2 separate regions of the Homo sapiens genome follow, and region 1 is linked to region 2. A link is a loop called in an ENCODE intact Hi-C map of the cell type or tissue named here. Cell type or tissue: endothelial cell of umbilical vein. All regions are shown on one strand. Links, peaks and the distances in the headings refer to the core of each region. The heading gives the core; the rest is flanking DNA. Region 1 overlaps PLCL1 (phospholipase C like 1 (inactive)). Region 2 overlaps PLCL1 (phospholipase C like 1 (inactive)).

The links. Peaks named below come from ENCODE experiments on the same cell type or tissue, not always from the same donor. Only the 100,000 strongest peaks of a DNase experiment are listed, where the experiment ranks them.
Region 1: it touches region 2 in a loop (2.2-fold over the local background); 2 of 110 quality-filtered maps call a loop at or near these places.

Annotation. Positions count from the first base shown.
Region 1 is chr2:198,111,514-198,123,562 of GRCh38, forward strand. All of the region lies in intron 5 of PLCL1 (phospholipase C like 1 (inactive)), which reads left to right. Among named protein-coding and RNA genes, the nearest start is that of LINC01923, 260 kb to the right of the region's middle. In endothelial cell of umbilical vein, for the core only: no CTCF peak of the experiment used is centred there; a DNase peak (open chromatin) is centred at 6,358.
Region 2 is chr2:197,922,780-197,934,828 of GRCh38, forward strand. The region is part of intron 1 of PLCL1 (phospholipase C like 1 (inactive)); the gene reads left to right. Among named protein-coding and RNA genes, the nearest start is that of PLCL1, 120 kb to the left of the region's middle. RefSeq lists an enhancer at 6,566-6,860. In endothelial cell of umbilical vein, for the core only: no CTCF peak of the experiment used is centred there; a DNase peak (open chromatin) is centred at 6,682; H3K27ac peaks cover 619 bases.

The DNA of each region.
Region 1 (12,049 bases), core at 2,249-10,248, 190 kb after region 2:
TATATATAAAGCAGTATCTGGCACATGCTATATGAGTGTTTGTTATTTTTATTATTAAAAATGAACATTCAGTGCTTACAATAATCAAGTGATTTTTACACAACATTTTAATTACTTTTAAGGATAACCCTGTAAATTTACTCTTATTATACCCATTTTACAGATAGGGGAAATGAGGCTCAGGAGGTTAAGAACCTTCCCATTGGCATACAGGAAGTGAGTGATGGAGCAAGGATTTAACTCTAAAGGCCATGTTGTCATCCCACTATGCTATATTGTCAAAATACTGACAGCACCATAATAGTAATGGTTTGTATTAACTGAGCACTTTCTATGTATCAAGTATCCTACCAAGTGTTTTATATTTATTATTTTACTTATCTAAGGGAGTGAGTGTCCTGCCCATCTAGCATGAATATTTCAATCACCTTGACAGAATATGCCTACTGTCAGTAGTCAGTGGTTAGTGCAGAAAGCTACAGCGAGAGAGTGTATCTTGAGAATAATTTATTTACAACACTATATTTACAAAACAACTCTCTTTTCTCAATCTGGTTTCCCAGGTACACTTTTCTAGTGGAAAATAGAATGAATTGACCAAGTGGTATAACTAGTTCCATCTGCCCAGTAGTCACATTTCTCTTTGTAAGTAAATCAGTTAACTTCCTTTTTTATTTGTCCATCTCCTATGAGCTTGGTTAGCATGAATCAGCTTCCCAGGGCCTGATCACCCCTGAGCGAATGGATACAGTTGAGTCCTTGGACAGGTACGATTGGGAATCACGGAAGCAAAGCAAAACAACAACAACAATACCAAAGCAGAAGACCAGACCCAGGACCCCTGAGAGCCCAGCCAGCCTCCTCTTGTTTCTCTTGGACAGCTTTGCTATTCATTGGCTTTTAGTCTGGACATTGCTAGCTGCCATTTCTTGATGGGACAGAGGAAGTTCAAGAGCCATGCCTCTAGCAAAAACTTTACAAAGGCTATACTCCTTTCATATTCCTTCCTCATGCCCCCTCCTCCACAGCCACAGTTCTACTGTTCAGACCTACAATCTGTCCTTTATCAACTGAGGAGTTACAGCAGAATCTATTCTGTGTCTCCTCTAGGCAACATTTACTTCTTCAATTTTCATTTTGTTGTAAAGTTTATTTCAATTTTTTTGTCTATTAAACGTTTAAAAATAATGTTGGAATTTTGGCAAACAGTTACGGTTAACAGTCATGCCAGAAACATTTGGTGAACGCAACTGGGAGGGGCAAAATAGGGATGAAGCCAAAATTGAGGGTCTTATTCCAGTGGCAGCCAGTTTAGTCTCGCTCAACCTAGTAAGCCCTCAACTCACTTGGAATCTTAGCCAGCTGCTTTACAATGGATATCATTGATTACCAGGAAGAAGGTGGGTGGCAGAAGGGAGAGAATGGATGGATCACTTCTAGAAAAACAGCTTGAATCTCATATGTCAGTACCATTATTTTTATACACAAAAGAAAATATTATTAAGCCTTATAAAGTGTAGAGTATACATTTAGAAGGCATAGCATCTATCTGGGGGTTATAAACTAAGTTTGATATATTTATCCGTGGACGAGGTATCTGAAAAGATACTCCTAGACACATTTGTAGAATCTTGTTATTGTTTGGCTAATTAGTGCAAAATAAAGACCCTTCTCTCCCACCTCAAGAAGGTGATGTTATTTCCACACTGACATTTATAAATAAGGAAGTGCAATGCATAAATGAGGCTTCTAATCCATAAATTAGCAAACAATAATTTAACAAATTTTTATTTCATTTTATTTTTGGTGAAACCAAATTTATTAATTCAACAAATGTATCTGTTACGTCTTTACTAGGTGACAGGCTTTGTGCTTGGGAATGTACTGGTGAATAAAAATGTGGCCTTCTGGTCTCAGAGCTGACAGTCTAGTGGGGGAAGCTGTCATTTAACAAGCACATGATGTGTGTTAAATTTGTCCTTATGATGGGTGCCTTAAAAAAGTGCATGACACTATGAGAGTGTGCAATGGGATTTGACCTAATGGGAGAGGCCAGGGAAGTATTCCACGAGGAAATACCAGTACAGTGGTGAGTAAATATTCCAGCCTTTCATGGATTCCAAAACCCTGCCTTGTATCTTGATACTTGAGTGTGGTTGCCAAAACAATTTGAAAATAATGGTGAAAAGAAAACACATCAAAATAAAGATGTGCCGGACCTCTTCAACATGGTCTGGGGAGTTCTAAAATTTCTGCCTTGCTCATTTAATTACCACTCATTAGCATTATGGCTAATTTGTTATTATATCAAATCTGGCCATATTAATTACAAATTAATTTAATCATCCACCTTCTAAAATATAATCTGCAGCGAAGTTTTATAACCATGTGTATCCATAAAATTCATTTAATAGCTTATAGTTACAGAGGAGGATGTTATAAGGTTGGTTTCTGAGAAATTTCTACAATTTAAAGCTGAAAAGATGCAGAGAGAGAGAGAGAGTTATATAATATAGAATATTAGTATTAGTGTTAGATATATGGGTAAATTTTTTGAAGTATAATTGATGCATCTATAATTTAAAAAAAGCCACAAGTTTAAAACATTATTTCAAACAGCTCTTATCCAACAATATAGGACAGTTTAAATAGAATGTTAATGCTTCTTAGCAATAGGCAGACTGGTTACATGGTGTCCAGATTTCTGCCTTGGGTGGCTGCATCCCAGCTGTGCTGCCCAGGAGTTTAGTAGAGATAAAAGCCGGGCTGTTGACATGATTATGGAAGCACACACCACTTTATCTCCAGTAGAACTAAATTTAGCATCTCTTGGAGGTACACTTTTTTTTTTCAGATGAAAGCTGCATTTTATAATGAATCTGAATAATTCAAAAGTGGCAGGATCCTAATGAATAGATGCATCATAGACCAGAGGACTTGGCTCCAACTTGTGAAGTTATTGAAGGTCTTACTTTTCTTTCAGGAAAATTTTCCTTAGAGAAAATTTGTTTCTTACACACAGAGTTTTAGCCTAAGGTGAGTTGTAGCTTAAGTGAGTTTGATGTCTTAACTCTGCATTAAGTATTTCTTACAGTGATATAAGTGGAAAGAAAACATTGATAACCAAATTGTTTCATTCTGGTTCCTTACAGCCCTTGTAGGTTTTATACTCACAAGCTCCTTTTCTGATATTGTTACTCAAGGAAGACAAAAATGGGCTACATCTATCTAATTTCCTTATTGTTAATCCAAATCAGAGCAAAATGAGTTCACTTCTCTGAATGTGTGTGTGTGTGTGCATATATATATCTATATATACATATACATATATACACACATATATGGTATGCACACAGACATTGTCAAATAAAGTCAAATCTGAATTTAGATAGAGAATCTGTTCAAAAGAATTATCACAATAAGGAGAGGGGACTACTGTGATAGGGGAACTATTGTAATGGGGAGAATGCTCCTACCTTAAGATCTGTAAGCATTTGAAAGGCCAGGCAGAAAGGATTTTTCTTTTATAGGGAAGGGCACAGAAGGTCAGAAAGAAGCACATATGAGGGAGTGGGTAGCGTGATCCCACAGTTGATCCTACAGTGAGGAAACATCTTTCCTGTGGTCAGTCCTTTCTTGGTAAGAGGCGATTAAGGAGAGGCTGTGTGCTGTCTCAGGATGAGAGTGGGTCAAAGTTCCAGGGCCTAAGGGGAAGAGAGAAGCCTAATTAAAGTTTGGCCAAGTCCAGGTAGTAGGTATCAATATTTTCTCCAGATTGGTTAGTGGACACAAACAGACAAACAGTTCAGCTAGTCATTTATGAGGCAAGAAAGGGAATTTGAAAGGTCTGTGTCTGGCCATGTCACAGATAAACAAGGGAGATTCCATGAGTCTTAGCCAAGTCCTATGGGGAAGAGGGGTTCTTTGCAGTAAGTAAGGTCTTTTGAGGAACACAAAAGGATGAGGGGATTTCTTAACCATCCCTGATTTCCTGGAACACAGGGCTCAGATAAAGTTGAGCATTGTCAACATATGCATTTATATATTGTATTATGCTGCTAATAAAGATATACCTGAGACTGGTTACTTTATAAAAGAAAGAGGTTTAATGGACTCACAGTTCCACATGGCTGGGGTAGCCTCACAATCATGGCAGAAGACGGAAGAAGAGCAAAGGAATGTGTTACATGGTGGCAGGCAAGAGAGCTTGTGCAGTGGAACTCCATTTATAAAACCATCAGGTCTCGTGAGACTTATTCACTACCACTAGAACAGTATGGGGGAAACCACCCCCATGATTCAATTATTTCTGTTTGGCCCCGCCCTTGACACGTGGGGATTATTACAATTCAAGGTGAGATTTGAGCGAGGACACAGCCAAGCCATATCTCATATATAAAAAATTTTTATGAAATATAAAATTATTAAATATATAAAATATATACATATAATATATAAAAATATACTTATTAAATATATAAAAATAGATACATATAAATATATAAATATACATGTATATATAAAATGTTATGTGTGTATATATGTATATGTGTACATACAAATATGTAAATGTAAAAATCTAAAGAATAATTTAGGTTAAGCATAATGAAATTAGATGCTACTTTTTTAAAGTCATATTGAAAAGATCGTGATTATGGAGCAGCAAAAAAGTTACCCTGGAGTCATAAGTGGTTATTTTCCAGTTTAATTAAACATTTCTTATTTCAAGTAGATACAATGTGCTCAAAGATACATCAAATATGAGATTACATACTCATAGTAATAGGCCAGGAGGATAAATCTTTTTTTCTCCTTATTTCCCACTTTTTGTAAAATGATTTTGTACTATTAATTACTCTCCATACATTATTGATACTTTTAGTATTTGTGGTAAGTGAAGATACCTATCTATGAATGCAGGATAATTAATAACTGAATTTTCCCTTTAAGGAAAAACTCATGGCCTTATGAGATTAATTATAGATTCTTTGAAAAACGTATGCCCTTGGAGTTTTAAAAATATGCTTAAATTCATAAAAATTTACACATAACTCTTCAGATAACTACTTGAATAAGACAAGAAATACGGATCATTATAATAATTTTATTAATGCTTTGAAAAAAGGTAACTTCCAGAAAGAAAAGACTCTCACAGAACCATGACTTAGAATTAAGTATTAGACTTTTGCATCATTGCATAATATTATGGAAAGGTTAACAAGTCGTTATGTAGAAGCTCCAGGGTTTCAGAGACAAAGAAGAGAATCCTTCCCTATGCAGTGAAATACACTAACCCCTCATGATGGGATTTGTAAATCTGCCAGGACGAAGCTATGTGTTCTAAAAATAGCTAAAGTCTTTGAGTGTTTATTTAAAAGATAACTATTCTCAATGGATTTTTGAGTCAGTTATACTGAGGGATGGAAAGTTCTTAAATTGCTTTACAATGTATTCCAGGGAAAAAATATTGCAATTCAAATCTCTCAGAGGGATTCCTTAATCAACTAGAATATTCTGGATCTCCCAGTTGTCAGCTACTCAGCAGCTGGCCTTATGAAAAAAACTAGAATAAAACTGGTTCATGAATGTGTTGCCTGGGAATTTTCCTTTTCTTGGGTCAAAAAACATTCCTGATCAATTACAAATAAATCTAGTCTCAGAAAGTTGAGCTCCTTTTCTTAAGCATGTGTTAAGAGACATATTTTTCATATACATTTAAAATATACTGGATGCCCTGAAAATATGACTTGGGTTTCAGCAACAAATTCTGATTTCCTTGGGTCAGAAATATGGGTCTCTATCAGTCATTTTCTGTTTTTTTTTTCTTTTTTTTTTTCAGATTCAATTGGGCTTCACTTTTTTGTAAGCAAAGATATATAGAAAGGGAAGGTTGAATGTGTTAGAATTACTCATGTTCTCTGGTGGTACATTATTGTAACAGAAGTTTATTCCTCCAAACTGCTTGGATGGGCACAATTTGAACATATGCTGAAACAGTCCTATAGACACTTGAGAGTTCCATACAGTTTATTTGCTGGTGAAATCATGGATGGTTACACACCGCTTCCTCATTCCCTTACCTTCCAGATGGCTCTCCACACTTACCACACATGTTGCAGGAAACAGGTTCTTGTTTATCGTGGGTTTGCTATCAACCAAGAAACTGATATCTAAGACTGCTAAAAAACAAAGCTAGCGTATAAAGTCTTGTATAGGAAAAGTATGTTTTAGAGGTAACTATGTCCTAGTATTAAATCTGAGTAGGTGAGACTGAAGCTTCTTAACAATGTATATTGTGTATCCTCTGAGTCAGCCCATAGAGTCTTTACATGTACTCTGAAACTAGAGAGGGAAAAAGCCAGCAACTTCCTTCCTGTTCTCCTTTATCAATAGTACATTTTAGCCTGGGAGAGGAAGAATACCATCAAAAGGAACAATTATATGTATGCATAGTGTGTGCTTGTATATGTGTTATATCATAGGCTCGTTTCTTATATTAAACAACTCACTTATTAAACCCTGCTTATTGTAAGCTCTGTAATAATACATGTAGATATGATAATAACAATAATAGAGGAATGAAATTTTCCTTGGAGGCTTTGGTTAACTAAATGTATTCTCAGCTGTTCTTATGAAAAACATAAAAATGTGTAAGCAATATAATAATTACAAATGCCATCAAGATGGAAATTACAATTTTAAATTCTGAAAAATATAGTCTTTGCTACTGAATCACAGTTTTATCAACCATACTAAATCATTCGGTCATCCTCTACTTAATAACCACCACCTTAAAAATTGCTGGGTTCATCTCAGGAAGCATAATTTTGTTCTAGAGATTCTTCTCTGGTCAGAAAGAGAGAGAGGGAGAGGAGAGAGAGAAAGGAGCAAATAATAAAGTGACTACTACTGTCCTTCCTCTTTAAATAACAGCTCCTGGGAAGGTCAGATCCTTTGGCTGTTTTGTCAAAGATACTCAGGAAAAGTTTTCATAGAGATCTCTGAACTACAGGAGACTTGAAAATTAATTACATGAAACTTTATGAATTTTCATTGAAGTTAAACATCAGCACAACCAGTATTATTTTCCTGGAGCTTTTGATTAGACATTTCTATACCAGTTTGTCTGTCATTTCTTTTTTGCAGCATAAGGTTTAACAGTCTAATCCCTGAATTGGCCAGAGCTGCTGCATACTCCTATGTCAATTGTGCACTGCACAACCGTAGGGGGTGCCATTCCCACTGAATGCATGTGAGTAGTGTCCTCTGGATTTGTCATGTAGTTACCATGAAGTTGTCAGTCTAAGCATTTTTCTGTCTCTAACCTTTTGTTCTCCATGAAGTTTTGAGTGCCTTTAACTATTATTACATTAATTATAATTATTGTCTAATGTAGTGATTTTCCCTACTAAGGTTTACATTTAGGATAAATCTTCAGTCATTTCAAAAGGATTCATATACAGTAGTGTGTCTTCATGTGAAACTATTGTTATTTGTGTATTGAAGCACAGTAGAGAAGCCCAAGAATCCAGAGTATTACATACATCAGATGAGGAAAATGTCAATTGTAACTCAGCTAGATCTTAACTTTGATTGGTTTTGACAACCAAACATAGTTGATTCAGTTTGTAACTTGACAACAGAAACTGTAGGCATTTGGAAAATAATATCAAGTCCTCTTTTCAAATCTAATACATCCTTCTTGTGTAAGAAAATTTAATTAAATTCATTTAATCTTCTGAAAAAAATGCTCTAAATTCATTTAAGAGAGTTAAAAATAAATAAATCTTTTAAAAAGCCTAAGACTTGAGTGAGAGAAATGATTTGATGTTAGTCTGTTAGCTTCAAGAAAAAATGCCAAGTTCTTGACCTGGATAGAAGGTCCTCTGTGATGGGGGCTTTGCTTACCTCCGTGTCTTCACATTTTATATTCTCCAGGCCCTCAGTTCTGTTTCTTGGAAATATCAGGCAGTTTTGGGATTCCATGCCTTCGCACTGCTGTTCCTGCCAACTGTGATGTTCTTTCCCTCCTCAGTCACCCACCAGCTCCTCTTCATCACTCACATCCAGCACTAGTGTTATCCATTGCCTTTCCAGGGAAGCCTTCCCTGCTCTTGTCCCTCCATACCCCTCACCCTCCAATTCTCATCAAAACCAAATTATCTCCTGTATAGTGCCAGATCTGTAGCTTATACACAATTTTATTCCCATGCTCACCACCCTGACTCACTAAATGTTAATGATGTGTCCCTATGTCTTTTTCTCATACAAAATCCTGCTCCTTCAGGGTGGGGACTGTGTTTTAGTACAGTGCTGAGATTTAGGAGAAAGCAGAGGATTACAGAAGCTCTGCAAGTTGTTCAAGATGATGCGACTAACTAGTAAGCCGTGGGGATGGATGCACACCTTGATCTATGTGACACCAAAACCTGTCCTTAATATCCACAGTCATGATGTCCAAGGTCACTGTAGATGCCTGTGTACCAAAGCTTGTTCTTCATATTGGGCGTTGTGTCCAACGTCACCATTGGATGCCTATGTGTCATTTGGGAAGATGGGCGTTTCTGCAGTTCTTGGCAGCTCCGTTTTCTCATGGGGTTGAAATTTTGTCCTGTTTTTCTTACTTCAACCTCTGGGGAGTTTCATTTTTCCTGGTCTACTCTTAAAAAAAATAATTTTTGTGGGTACATAGGTGTATATATTTGTGGGGTACATAAGATGTTTTGGTACAGACATGCAATGCATAATAATCACATCATGGAAAATTGGTTATCCATCCCCTCAAGGATCTATCCTTTGTGTTTTAAATAAACCAATTATACTCTTTTAGTTATTTTTAAATATACAATTAAATTATTATTGACTATAGTCACTCTGTTGTGCTATCAAATGCTTGGTCTTATTCATTCTAACTTCTTTTTGTACCCATTAACCATCCTCATCTCCCCTCATTCCCCACTACCCTTCCCAGCCTCTAGTAACCATCCTTCTACTCTCTATGTCCATGAGTTCAATTATTTTAATTTTTAGCTCCCACAAATAACTTAGAACATGTAAAGTTTGTTTTTCTGTGCCTGGCTTATTTAAGTTAACACAATGACCTCCAGTTCCATCCATGTTGTTGCAAATGACAGGATCTCAATCTTTTTTATGGCTGAATAGTACTCCATATGTACTATCACATTTTCTTTATCCATTCATCTGCTGATGGACACTTAGGTTGCTTCCAAATCTTGGCTATTATGAATAGTGCTGCAATAAACCTGAGAGTGCAGGTAACTCTTTGATATACTGATTTCCTTTCTTTTGAATATATACCCAGAAGTGGGATTGCTGGATTGTATGGTAGCTCTATTTTCAGTTTTTTGAGGAAGCTCCAAATTGTTCTCCATAGTGGCTGTACTAATTTACATTCCTGCCAACAGTGTATGAGGGTTCCCTTTTCTCCATATCTTCGCCAGCATTTTTTATTGCCTGTCTTTTGGATATAAGTCATTTTAACTGGGGTGAGATGATATCTCATTGTAGTTTTGTTTTGCATTTCTCTGATGATCAGTGTTGTTGAATACCTTTCCATATGCCTGTTTGCCATTTGTCTTCTTTTGAGAAATGTCTTTTCAGATCTTTTGCCCAGTTTTTAATCAGATTATTAGAGTTTTTCCTACAGAATTGTTTGAGCTCCTTATGTATTCCGATTATTAATCCCTTGTCAGATAGGTAGTTTGCAAATATTTTCTTCCATTCTATAGTTTGTCTCTTCACTTTTGGGTTGTTGCCTTTGCTGTGCAGAAACTTTTTAACTTGATGTGATTTCAGTTGTCCAGTTTTGCTTTGGTTTCTTGTGCTTGTGGGGTATTACTTAAGACACATTTCCCCAGACAAATGTTCTGGAGAGTTTCCCCAATGTTTTCTTGTAGTAGTTTCATAGTTTGAGGGCTTATATTTAATTCATTTTGATTTGATTTTTGTAAATGGTGAGAGATAGGGATCTAGTTTCATTCTTTTGAATATGGACATCCAGTTTTCCCAGCACCATTATTGAAGAGACTGTCTCTTCCCCATTGTATGTTCGTGGCACCTTTGTCGAAAATGAGTTTACTGTAGGTGTGTAGATTTGTTTCTGGGTTCTCTATTCTGTTCCATTGGTCGATATGTCTGTTTTTATGCCAGCACCATCCAGTTTTGGTTATTACAGCTCTGTCTTATAATTTGAAGAACCTGGCCTACTCTTTTACTCAGTTTCATCTTTTCCTACCAGAGTATTCCATCTTTTCAGAATACAGGCAGGCTCCCATATGCACTGGACTGGCAATTTGCTTTTGGCTTTTTCTCTCAATAGGACCAGTGCCCATCTTTATTTTTCTCCTCCTTCTGGTGGCCATCTTTTGACTATCAGGCAACTGGTGACTGTTCTCAGGGTTATTTGATATAATTGCACAGGTTTCTAGATCAGTGCTTCAGCTCCTTCAAGCCATTTCCCTCAATTCATGCTGTGTACAGGCATCCATATACATATGTACACAGATATCCTGAGTATACATTATATACAATTTTTAGTGGCCCTATTCTACATTCTACTCTTCTAGTGCCCATGTTTGATTTTTTGTTGTTACTCTAGAAGAAGCACACAAAATGTGCTCAAGATGTGAACTGAATTATATGAATTTAAATCTGTGAAAATATTAACAATTATCCCAGTGCAAGAAGACATTGGTCACTATTGCCTTTGGTTGCTCATAAGAGGATAAAAAAAAAGACACTTTAACTCCCTTTAGGTTTATTGTCTTTTTCTAGCATGGTTCAGATATTAACAATCAAAGTGACTGAACTTTAGATTTTTTATATGATCTTTTCTTAAAATCTGGGTAACTTTTATCTTTGAGTTTCTTCCTTCCTTTGTGAATCATCACCATCTTCATCACTGCCAATCTTTAAGTATTTACCAAGAACTCATCATATATCTAGTGCCATAAATATATGAAAATGCTTTTAGAAAATGCTCTCCTCCCCGGTATTCACTTATGCTCCAAATTGGCAAACCCTTTGGTCTCAGTTACACTTTTGGAATAATCCTCTCATCTTGAGATCATCATTATTTCTATTCAATAAACTAGAGAATTATTGTAAAACAAATTGGGTATACCAGAAAGAAGTGGGACATTTTAGAGAAAATCAGAATATTCACCATAAAGCTGGAATTAAGCATATGACTGATTGGAACTGAATTTGTTCCAGTTTTAAAATATATTTTTAAAATGTAAAATACACTTAACAACAAATAATCACTTATAGTTATAAAATATGTATTCTCTCTAGACAGTGTTCTAAGTGTTTTGTACTTATTAAATCAGTAAATTCTAATAGCAATTATGTGATATATGTACACACTATTATGATATCCATTTTCTACAGGAGAAAACCAAGGGACAGAAAGGTTAGCTAATAGCTAATGAGTGGCAGTGCCATGATTGAAACCCAGGCAGTGTGGACCCGCAGTCCTTGTCCACAGTCTGACAAGACTGCCCCACCTGGTCCATAGCTGTTTCATATACAATGAATGAAAAAGCTCAATAACAATGGTAAATCCACACTTCATAATAACAATTAAACTCCTGAACTTGTAAATATATAAAAGCAGAGAGATAGATGCTCATCTTCAGTGGGGAGGGAAGGGTTTGTTATTCATGTTACAATAGGCAAACTATCCCTCAATTTTAAATACAGAGGATTCTAGTGTGGTTGGCTGTAGATAACAAGTCCACTTGCAACAGAGATTGGAACATTAGGAGGGGTTGACTGTTATGGACTTGATGGTGTCCCCTTCACAAATTTCTATGTTGAAATCCTAAACCCCCAGTATCTCAGGATATGGCTGTATTTGGAGATAGGGCCTTTAAAGAGGTAACTAAATTAAAATGAGGTAATTGGTGGGGCGGGGGATAATCCAATATGATGGGTGTCATTATAAGAAGACAAAATTTAGACTTAGACAGGTACAGAAGGAAGACCATGTGAAGACATAGGGAAAAGATGGCCATCTATATAAGCC
Region 2 (12,049 bases), core at 2,268-10,267:
ACCCCCCCACCTCCCTCCCGGACGGGGCGGCTGGCCGGGCAGAGGGGCTCCTCACTTCCCAGTAGGGGCGGCCGGGCAGAGGCGCCCCTCACCTCCCAGACGGGGCGGCTGGCCGGGCGGGGGGCTGACCCCCCCACCTCCCTCCCAGATGGGGCGGCTGGCCGGGCGGGGGGCTGACCCCCCCACCTCCCTCCCGGACCGGGCGGCTGGCCGGGCAGAGGGGCTCCTCACTTCCCAGTAGGGGCGGCCGGGCAGAGGCGCCCCTCACCTCCCAGACGGGGCGGCTGGCCGGGCGGAGGGCTGACCCCCCCACCTCCCTACCGGACGGGGCGGCTGGCCAGGCTGAGGGGCTCCTCACTTCCCAGTAGGGGCGGCCGGGCAGAGGCGCCCCTCACCTCCCGGACGGGGCGGCTGGCCGGGCGGGGGGCTGACCCCCCACCTCCCTCCCGGATGGGGCGGCTGGCCGGGCGGGGGGCTGACCCCCCCCACCTCCCTCCCGGACGGGGTGGCTGCCGGGCGGAGACGCTCCTCACTTCCCAGATGGGGTGGCTGCCGGGTGGAGAGGCTCCTCACTTCTCAGACGGGGCAGCTGCCGGTCGGAGGGTCTCCTCACTTCTCAGACGGGGTGGTTGCCAGGCAGAGGGTCTCCTCACTTCTCAGACGGGGCGGCCGGGCAGAGACGCTCCTCACCTCCCAGACGGGGTCTCGGCCGGGCAGAGGCGCTCCTCACATCCCAGATGGGGCGGCGGGGCAGAGTCGCTCCCCACATCTCAGACGATGGGCGGCCGGGCAGAGACGCTCCTCACTTCCTAGATGTGATGGCGGCTGGGAAGAGGCGCTCCTCACTTCCTAGATGGGATGGCGGCCGGGCGCAGACGCTCCTCACTTTCCAGACTGGGCAGCCAGGCAGAGAGGCTCCTCACATCCCAGACGATGGGCGGCCAGGCAGAGATGCTCCTCACTTCCCAGACGGGGTGGCGGCCGGGCAGAGGCTGCAATCTTGGCACCCTGGGAGGCCAAGGCAGGCGGCTGGGAGGTGTAGGTTGTAGCGAGCCGAGATCACGCCATTGCACTCCAGCCTGGGCACCATTGAGCACTGAGTGAACGAGACTCCGTCTGCAATCCCGGCACCTCGGGAGGCCAAGGCTGGCGGATCACTCGCGGTTAGGGGCTGGAGACCGGCCCGGCCAACACAGCGAAACCCCGTCTCCACCAAGACCAGTCAGGCGTGGCGGCGCGTGCCTGCAATCGCAGGCACTCGGCAGGCTGAGGCAGGAGAATCAGGCAGGGAGGTTGCAGTGAGCCGAGATGGCAGCAGTACAGTCCAGCTTCGGCTCCGCATGAGAGGGAGACCGTGGGGAGAGGGAGAGGGAGAGGGAGAGGGAGAGGGAGAGGGAGAGGGAGAGGCCCCCTTACATTTTTGCACGCAAGGCAAGTGCTTCACTAGCTTTACCCTAGCCGTAGGCCTGATCTTTGAAAATCAAGACCTTGTCTCTGCTGCAGCTTCAATGTCTTTGTTCCTCCTGAGCAGGCTCTGATTGATAAATTCTTAATTGAGAGCAGTCATATCACAAATACACAAACATCTTTTCAGGTGAACCCTCCACTGGTATTGACAATGGAGAAAGCTCTGAGAAATTCACCTTTAGATTTGAGTTAATTTGAGTTGTGGTAAATCTTAGTAACAACAACAAACAGTAGCACTAAAATGTATGTAGATGCATTAGGCTAAGTATTTTATGTGTATCACTCTATTTAATCTTTACAACAACCCATGAGCAATACTATTATTATTGATACAGCACTTTATAGACCAGGGAACTGAAGTACAGAGGGCTAAACTTGTTTAATGAAGCGCTCACAGGGTCGAGACCGGCTCCAGTTCACTGTTGAGCACTGTGCAGGCCTGCCTGTCAGCACAGGGAGAGCAACAGTTGAATTTAGCATCCTTCTTATCTGGGGGGGTCATGAGTAGGAACGTATTCATTATATTCTGAGGACTTAAGTGGTTGACTGAAAACCCAGAGCATTTCAGGTATTACATCTAGAGTTTTTAACGTTACATTTAGATATTACATTTAGGGTTTCCATAATATTTGAGAATAATCTAGAACTGATCATAGAATAAAGTGAAAGGAATGCAAATTTCTAGCTGATTCCCTACCCATTTGTTGAATAAATTCGGGCAATCAAACAATCTGAAATGTAGCATAATATTATGGCTTTGGTTTTTAAGATGGAAAAAGTGATTTATAAATGAACAGATTAAGAATCAGTTTTTTACTTTTCCTGATGGGCTTTTGTGGACACTGTTGTAGTTCTCAATAATCTTGAATTTATGAATGTGCCGGCTAGGAAATTATCAACACCACATGCTGTTTCCCACACTGAAAACTTTTAAGTATTGAGAAAAAAAATCTGTATTTATATGGGTGATAAAGTGAAAAATATAAAATAAAATTTTCAGAGTTGTGAGGGATTTGTTTATGTGCTATAGAAGTATATTGGAGAAGTTTTAAAAACTGGTTGGTTAAAAAAAATCAGTTAGCTTGAATTTTGAGTGGGGTGTTTCAGTTCTAGCTAGTGGATTGCTTAATCATCAACATTCAGCTTCTGAGAAGAAATTTCTTCCCAAGTGAATACAGTAGACTCTTGGCTTTCCCAGATTTAACATTTTCAGTTTCTATTATTTGGGAATGAACTTTAAGCTCTTCAATGTGGTGATTTGTAATTGGGTCAAATCATAAATATGACAGTGAGAATGCAAGACTAATTTGTTGGAGCCACTCCTAGCCAAGGAGAAAGCCTGTACCCACATCTTCTCAAGTGTGTATCTTATGGAGGAAATCATATGTTGTAGTGGTATTTACAAAAGCCTGAGGACATCCATCATAAATGTTAATGGTCTGCTAGTTGTACTTAAACTACAACTTTTCTCCATGCACTCACTAACACTCCCTCCCTCCCTCCCTCCCTCAGACCTCCTCTACACCAGAGCCTCCTGCCAAACCTTCCCACACCTTTGTCATTAACCCTTTTTATTTCAATCTCTCTTTTAGCTGGAGACCTGATTTTTCTACTCAGTTTTAAATGCTCTTAAGTATCATATTTTGTCACTCTATTTGTAGCACATCTGTCCTTTCTTCTGGATCTTAAATACATTCTGAATGAAATTCAGTCTTGTTTTGAAGGTCAGCTTTCCTTCTATTCAAACCATGTTTGTCAGTTATGGCTTTTGGTTTGTCTTTGAGGGGGTCTTGTTTTCCCTCTCATCTTTATGAATCCTTACTTGCTGCTCTGCAACATGTGTAAATTTCTTGTTCACAGCATGTCAGCAAATAACTTGTCAAGCTTCAGTGGCTCACTGTGATTTTTTTCTACCTCCAAAGAGTATATGAGTAGATTCAATAACATGCTGTAGAGCCCCAAACCAACCCTGTGGGAGAGGTCAGAGTTACCCTCAGATTTTGTAGTAGAGACTCAGGAATAAGTAGTGACACATAGACAGAAAACATCAGAATGTGACAAGCAATGGCTGAACCCACTTGTGGATTTTGCACTGCCATTTTACCTCTTTAGGCAAAATAAGAGGTTTCTGTTTCTGAGCCTAGTCTATTCCCTTAGAACCTTTCCATGTTATCCTTTATCTTTATGCAATGTTTCCCATATGTCAGCCATTCATGGCCATTCACCATCCCATTTTTTGTTATGAGCTTTCAAACTCAAATTATAATTTACGTGATATTTAAAAAATTTGTCTCTTTAACTTTGTATTCATTTGATGTTGCCTTTTCTAACCGTGACCATAAATAAAAACCCACTATCACATGGCACAAACATAAATAAGATCAAAAGTAGTATTTTTATCATTTGTCTACTATTGGCCTGCGCATTTGCTGAAACTGCAGCCTATTGTTTCTTTCTTGAAACTGGGGAGTAGGAAGCCTTCTGGTTATCAGTTGCTGCAAAACAAGCCACCCAAAACTTAGTGGTTTAAAATAATACTTTATTACTATCACTCACATTTTTGTGGGTTGACTTGGCTATCCTGTGGTACTCGTTTGGGTTTGGCATGAGGTTTCATTTGACAGCTGGGGCAGGGATTATCTGAAGGCTTGATTGGGCTGGATGTTCATGGTGGTTGTCTTATTTGGCTGGGCAAGGGCTGCTACCTGTTAGCTGGGACCGCCTGAAGCTATTTCCTGTAGTGCCTACACGTTGCTTCTTCATATGGTTTGTCATCACATGTGGCAGCTAAGTTCCAAGAGTGAGTGCTCAAAGAAGTCTTCGTGGACACTGAGGTTTCTTAGGATCTAGGCTCTGAAGTCCCACAACATCTTAACCACTTTCTATTGATTTAGTCTAGTTCAGATTCAAGGAAAATAGTAGGGAAGAATTTGTGGCCATCTTTTTATCTATCACAGTTATTGTCAGAGGGGTGTTAAAGAATAGCAAACTTAAATGTTCTTTGTGATGTAATCAGAGGGATTGAAAGAGAACTGAAAGGGGAATGGCATTCTACCATGTCATTTAATGTTATTTAATTCTGTCTCCATTCATTGCTTTAACTCATCTTGGCACCACCAATGTCAGTGAGCCCCTCCTCAATGTATTCACCCTCTTCTGTGATGCTTCATATCTCTTTCCTTTGGGATTTCAAGAAGAATTTGGTTGATATGTTCTTCTATCATTTTGAGGGTTACCTTCTGTCTTTTCCTAATGCTAAAAATACAAAGAAGAAAGGTAGAAAAGCAAAAGTAGCATTGTAATGAACAAAATTAGTGTTTTCAAGGCAAACAGCCAAGTATTACATAAGCCAACTCACAGGGCATTTTTACAAAAATTCTGGAGAAATGGCTATGCTGGTTTCCAGATTTAGAAACCTCTCTGGCTCACTTGAAAGGACTACTTGGGAGGAGGGATCCTATCACTAGACACCTTCCTTCATGGGTCAAACTTTTGATTCAAGTGTGCATGGGTGAGATACTAAGATGAAATAATTTGAGTGTCAAAATCTATGTTTATTATGGAAAATTTTAAGGTTATATTGTTTCTCAGGAATAACCCAAACAGACACTGATGACTAGCATTAGTGACGTTATGGCCAGATTATGTGAAAATTGACAAGCAAATATGGTGTAGTTTTCCCCTCTTTTAGGAAAAGCACAAAGAAGGATCCATTTTGTGAAAAATGCACAAACTCTTAAGGTTAAATTTAGAACCAAGGGTCATTTTTAAATGAAGTTTGATGGTATGATTTTTTTGACTGGTATATTGCTTTATATCTGCATCTAGTCATTATATGCATATATTTCAACCAAAGGTATACAGTTTTAGAAACTTCCTTTCATCAAGTTTCAATTTTTCCTTTTGCATTTATTGCTCAATACATGATTAGTCATGAGTAAGCATCCAGAATGATATATGTATTAGCTCTTCACTTTGGACAAGAAATTTCTTCCAATTTATATAATCACTCAACATGACTTAATTGTCATGGTTAAATCTCCTTGACTCTGTACTCAGTGGCATTAAGCAAGCAAATGTTGCTTATTTTTCACTAAGTACTAACTATGAAGAGCTGTTAGGAGCCTCTAGGAAGTTAACTTACATGAAAATTCTCTCTTGACCCCATTATATTTTTAAAGAAGTATAGATACTAGCCAATGCTGGGACTATGTCTTAGATAAATATTCAAGATGCTCTGAGTGGAATCTGTGCTAACATTATTACCACTGGTATAGTTTTTGCTCTGAAGATTTATGAAATGGATTATTATTTTGAAAGTGTTAAGCACTGTTAGGGGACTCTCTTTTTTTTGACTTGGACTGGATCCCACAATTCTAAAAGTATTTATGAAAACAATATGATGAAATGTTAATGATGGAAGTGTATCCTTGAACTTTGATTTTAAAAAGGTGTTAAATCACTGATGAGTCCTTGTCTTCACCTTTGCTTAGTTCCAAGATTAAACTCAGTCATAAACATGATATTTATAAAGAGTTTCTCATAACTTAGATATTACAATAGTAAATGAAGCAACAGAATCGATTCACAATTATGTATACAACTCAGTACAACAATTCAAAAATAAATATGCCTAGAAAAATACCTGGAAAAATATACCACCATGTCAATAGTCATTGCCTTCTGTTTGGATTATATTGTTTCCCCTTTGGTAATCTTTTTCTTTACACTTTTCTTTAATTTTTTCAACTTTTCTATAATGAAAACATTTTAGCATTGGCATGTGTCACTTAACTAAATGAGATTCTGTGATTGCTAATGTATATGCTTCAGTGAATTGTTAGTTTTTAAATTATGTTAATGAATAAACAGTTTCCAGGCCAGTCATTTTCTAGCCTCATTAATGCCATAGTGACATTTGTTATACTGTACTGAACGATTTTATATAAGAGACTTGAGCATTCTTGAATTTGGTATCCTTCTGGGGTCCTGGAACCAATCCCCCATGGATATGGAGGGCCGACTGTAAACGCCTTCTCCTGATTTGGGTTTTATACATTTGTATCAGCAGTCTTATAAACACCCTAGAAGGAAGCTCCACCTTCCAGAAGATGAGGCAGCATGCTCCTTAACTGTTGAATGAAGATTCTTTCCTGTTTCCACTCTTTGTTTGGTGGGCAGGAAGGCTCCTGCTCTTCAGTTGGAAGTGGCTGCAGCTGTTATTAGCAGATAAGCAGGAGTGGCCTGGCCATTTCTGTGACTCACAGTGACTTAGTGGGATTCATATCAAGAATTCCTTCCTTTTCTCTTGACAGTTTTCAGGTACTTCAGAAGGTTAGGTAGAAGGGATATGAGTGATTAAGATATATTTTATAGGAATAATTGAAAGCTGGGCATTTGATGTGTTTTGATTTTAGAACAGAGTACTGGACAGCTTCACATTTGGATTCTGGGCAGGTATGAATTCTAATGAGAGAGTTAAAAATAGTGCTAGGTAACTAGTAAAGTAAGTGACACAGAGACTTTCCTTTAGTTCTTCGTCCATCTTTGTTTCTCATTCGTTGACTTGCATTGCCTCATCCTTTATCTACTCTATCAGTGTGAGGTTATAGAATAATAGAGAGAAAAAGAAAACAAAAATAACATACTTAATTTCAATTTATTTATTGAATCAAACATTACCTAAAGTTGTTCTTTTGACATTTTTTCTCCTGTGATACACAGATGTCTCACTGAGTATCAAATAGTGAGAGGGAAAAAGATTCCCATGGGGTGAATCTGCATGGAAGAGTGTGCATTAATCTGTGCAAATGCCTACTAATCTTGGAACTTCTGAAGTAAAGAAAAATCCATTACTACTGCTCTATATAAATATTAACAACCTAAAAGTAACTTAAGTGATCTGCAATGGAATATGTGCCATTTAGATCTTTTAACTACTTCACACTTTCATAAGACTTACCACATATCCCAACCTCCCACTTTAAATAGACGTTTTTGAAAATATCAGTCAAGGAGAATCTTTAATTACTACATTGCTTCAGGGAAACATACAATTTTGGTAATAAGAAACACTACTTCAACAGATCTGTTCTTCACAAAATAGAGTACATGCAAATGATATGACTGAACTCAAATTCAGATGTTTGGCAGTTGAGCTATTTGGTGAAATGTCTTGAGGGAAAGATCTTTGGGTTCTTTTATACTTGATGACTTTAAATCTGTGAAAACTAAGGGGCTAAAATAAAATGAAATAACTGGGTCTTTTGTTTTTCTTCTTAATAGTTTATTGTGTAAAGAGGCCTCGTTTTCCTACTATACCTTATTCTTTGATGCTTTTCATTTCCTTGTATGTTTTGGAAAAATAATGTATGTTCATAGAACTCTAGGCACCATACAGCGACAATTGGTCAGGCCTTCTGAGCTGCAACACACTGCAGATGTGAGGAAGAATTGTAATCAGTAGGTCATCTGCCTGCATAATTTTCAGGGAGCCATCTTGCTCCTACCAGGACACATATGGAGGGGCATGTTTGCAATTTTATTAATAACATTTTTAACTCACAAAAGTTCCCACATAAGGAGGCCAGCACTGTCAAAGTTCTTTTTTCTATCTGGGAAGGGCTTATTTGGTTTATTGTGCCTTCTATGATCTTGTTTTCTATAAAGATAGGCTGCTAAAAGTGGTAGACAGTTACTCTTTACTCTATGCCCTATTCTACATCAGTGCTGAATGAGCAGGGGCTGTGGACAGAAGGTCATGAGGGAGGGGTCAGTTGGAGGGTGGCAGGGCAGGTAAGTGAAGGGTTTGGGCTAAGTCACATTATATGCTCACCCTCTTAAGTTTCGTGTGGTAAATTCCAGCTGGAATAAAAATAAGAGCCACCTTGATTGGGAAAAGAAACTGGGAGGTGTCTCGGAAGGGAAGATAGAGCCTAAGAAGCAGTATCTATTGCTAGCAAGAAAGCCTGGGCTCCCTTTGCCCCCATAAAAGTGTTTAGATCTGGTCGGTGAAAGTCAGACTTAAACTTTCCTCACCCACCTCAGAGCAGCATTCTGGAATAGTTGCTATCATTTATAGTGCTCTGAGGATATTTCAGGTTTTGTTTTTTTCTTTAAAGGATAAAGTCATTGATAGAACTATAATTACAAGGAGGCTCAGCTGTTGCTGTAGGTGGTAACAACTTATAAGGCAGTCTACACCGGCTGATCTTCAATTAAATTATTCATTTCTGCATGCAAATTCCACCCATTCTTTTCCTTTTTATGGCAGAAGCTACCAGTACCTTTATACAAATGATCTTGGTGGGGTTCCTGTCTTCCTGTTTGGAGATGGCCTTATTGAGTATGATTCAAGAAATAGACAGACCTCTTGCCTTCCTCATACCAACCTACAACCATCCAACCAACCAACCAACCAACCAACCAACCACCCACCCACCCACCCACCCACCCAACCATCCAATCACCCAACCAACCAATGATCTAACCTTTTCATAGGACAGAGGCCTTTATTCCCAGTTTTAAATTCAGTGGGAAGCATAAAGGACTATGATAAAATTATTTCTTGAATGTCTTATTACTACACAGGTCAGTTGAACATGAAAGGGGAAGTGGAGAGGTTTAAATTGTTAAGGTTAAAATTGTCAAAATTGGAGGGCTGTGGTCATTTTACATAATTTACATATGTATATTCAATTTTGTTTAAGGCTAGATTGTAAAATATCCTGCATAGAGCAGAACTGGACTATTTTAAAGGAAATTCTTTTGAATGGGTAATGAGCAAGACATGATGTGACCAAAGGACCTGAAAAACTGCCAATTTCTCAGTTTTAGGCTTCTGTGATCTTCCCCATACTTTCTCTGTTGGGTCATTGCTACTCATATTGATTGCACGGTCCTCTGATACTCACTCATTCCACAGTTACCATCTGATGAGATGTGGCTAGTTTCAGTGCTCTGATTCTGTTGAATGAGATTATGCAGTGAACTTGGGTATTTTCTTCAGCTTGTGATGGTTTAGGAATTGCTGTCTAGGACCTCTTTTTATACTGCACTGAACACAGTTATTTCCCATTTTGAGGTACTTACACTTTTTTGACAACTATTTTTTAAAAATTTAATTTAATTTTAAGTTCTGGGACACGTGCAGGACGTGGAGGTTTGTTACATAAGTAAACATGTGCCATGGTGGTATGCTGTACCTGTCACCCACCACCTAGATTTTAAGTCCTGCATGCATTGACTATTTCTCCAGATGCTCTCCGTCCCCCTACCCCCCAAACCCAGCAGGCCCCAGTGTGTGCTGTTCCCCTCCCTGTGTCCATGTGTTTTCATTGTTCAGCTTCCGCTTATAAGTGAGAACATGCAGTGTCTGGTTTTCTGTTCCTGCTAACTCACTATTTTGCATGTGTATAGAAAGGCGTTTTTAACTTACTTCAACTCAAGATCAATTTCTTAGTCACCTACTATGCACAAGACACTATTCCAGGTATTGCAGGAATTAAAAGGTAAGTGAGACATGGGCTGTGGCAGTAAATTGGTATTAAAGCAGGATTGGGAGATGGCATTCAGAATGGTGAAGAAATAGGAGAGCATGTTAGGTACTTCACTGTGAGTGTTAAAAGGAAAAAGAGATCACCTGAAACTGGGAGGCATCCTGATTTGCTTAGGTCTGCTGGTTTTGTTTTGGTGAGGTTTAGGGCCAATCAACAAAAACAATAAGTTAGAATTTCATAAAGGAAATAGTTTAAAGTATCTACTCCTAGAAACAAAGTATGTGTGAGAGGAGCAGTTATTGGCTGTCTGCTTTTTAAAATGCTTGCCCTTGACTTAAAGGTATGAAAAGAGAATTTTAAAAAATTTCAGTGAGTGTGGTGGGCACTATATCCTAGTTGATTCTTAATTATTCAGGAGCTAAATATCAAGTTGGAGAATTATCTAAGTTGTTCTCTTTTTCTCTTTCTTTTATTCCTGACTCCCATCTGATGTTTGTGTTGTTTCTTTTTTTTTTCTTTTCTTTTTTTTTTTTTTTTGAGACGGAGTCTCTCTCTGTTGCCCAGGCTGGAGCGCAGTGGTGCGATCTCGGCTCACTGCAAACTCCACCTCCCGGGTTCACGCCATTTTCCTGCCTCAGCCTCTCAAGTAGCTGGGACTACAGGCGCCTGCCACGACGCCCAGCTAATTTTTTGTATTTTTAGTAGAAACGGGGTTTCGCCGTGTTAGCTAGTATGTGTTGTTTCTATATACTAATTGCCTCAGAGCTGGTAGAAAGGAAATAACAAGATTAATAGATTAATTGCAAATCTTTAGCTATATTAGTTAAGGAAAAGGCTGTGATATTTGGGCAAAATGAGGGTAATTGGTGAATTGACTATTTGTTCTGGTTCATTATCATCGTGGATAATTGAGAGCTAATGGAAGTCATTGGAACTGGGCCTGCAGGGTGATTTAAGATCAGAATGTTTCTTAAGGGTGGGAAGAAGGTTCTTGATGTGATACAGTACAGAGCTCTTTCTTATTCTATATTAAATGCTCATAATGGTAGACTGGATAATTGTCTATATAATAATTGTCTATATATATATAATGGCCTCTATAATAATTTTGTAAAGTCTTACTTTCTTCCTTTCTATATATTTTTTGGGTACAGTATTTAAGTTACTGAGCTTAAAATAAACTTCCTGAAAGAGTAATCTGGGTTAAAAATGGTTATAGCTGCAGAAATACATACTGTGAATTGCTCCCGGAAATCTGTACGGCAAATGTAAGAGCATTTTGGCTCAACACACTTAACTCTAATGCATCTCATCCAATTAGAGTTTATGGCAACTGTCATTCAATATTAGCAGCTATACTTAAAATATGAGTGTTTTAAAATGATTGTGTTTATGGTTTCTTTCTTATCTCAGTAAAAACAGTTTGGTTTGCCAGCAAGTTTTTTTGTTTGTTTTTTGTTAGGTACCTTCTAGGTTGTAAATGGACAGGAAGCTGTCTATCAAGAGATTTCTTTCTTCAGCTCTTTTAAAAGTAGTGTGAGCTGGGGATGATATATAATATGATAAAATACCTAATGGATCCCTGAATCCACTTTCATTGAGTTCATGGAAGTTTGTAAATGTGCAGCTGTAGTGGCAGAGTGTTTATCAGTGCTGAGAATATCACTGTTCTTGCTTTTGACTTTGTGAAGTCGGCATATTCACATCCACAACGCCTTTCTTGTAACCATAGCAACCAAGACAGAAGGTTTCTTTTTTTCTCTCTCATATTCAAAAGCACTATTAAGATGATAGATTTTATTTGAATGAGGTATTTGCAGATAAGAGAGGCATAAACTTAAATTCTGACCTCTGGATAAGTTTTTTTTTCTTCGTTAGGAAAGAAAAATATTTTATAGTTGACAAAAACATTTTATAGGTGACAAAAATTGTATATATTTATGGTATACCAAGTAATGTTTTCATATATGTATATGTTGTGAAATGATTAAATCAAGCAAATTAACATATCAGTCACCTCACATACGTATCATTCTTTGTGAGAACATTTAATATCACTTTTACTTCTGTACAGCAAAAGAAAC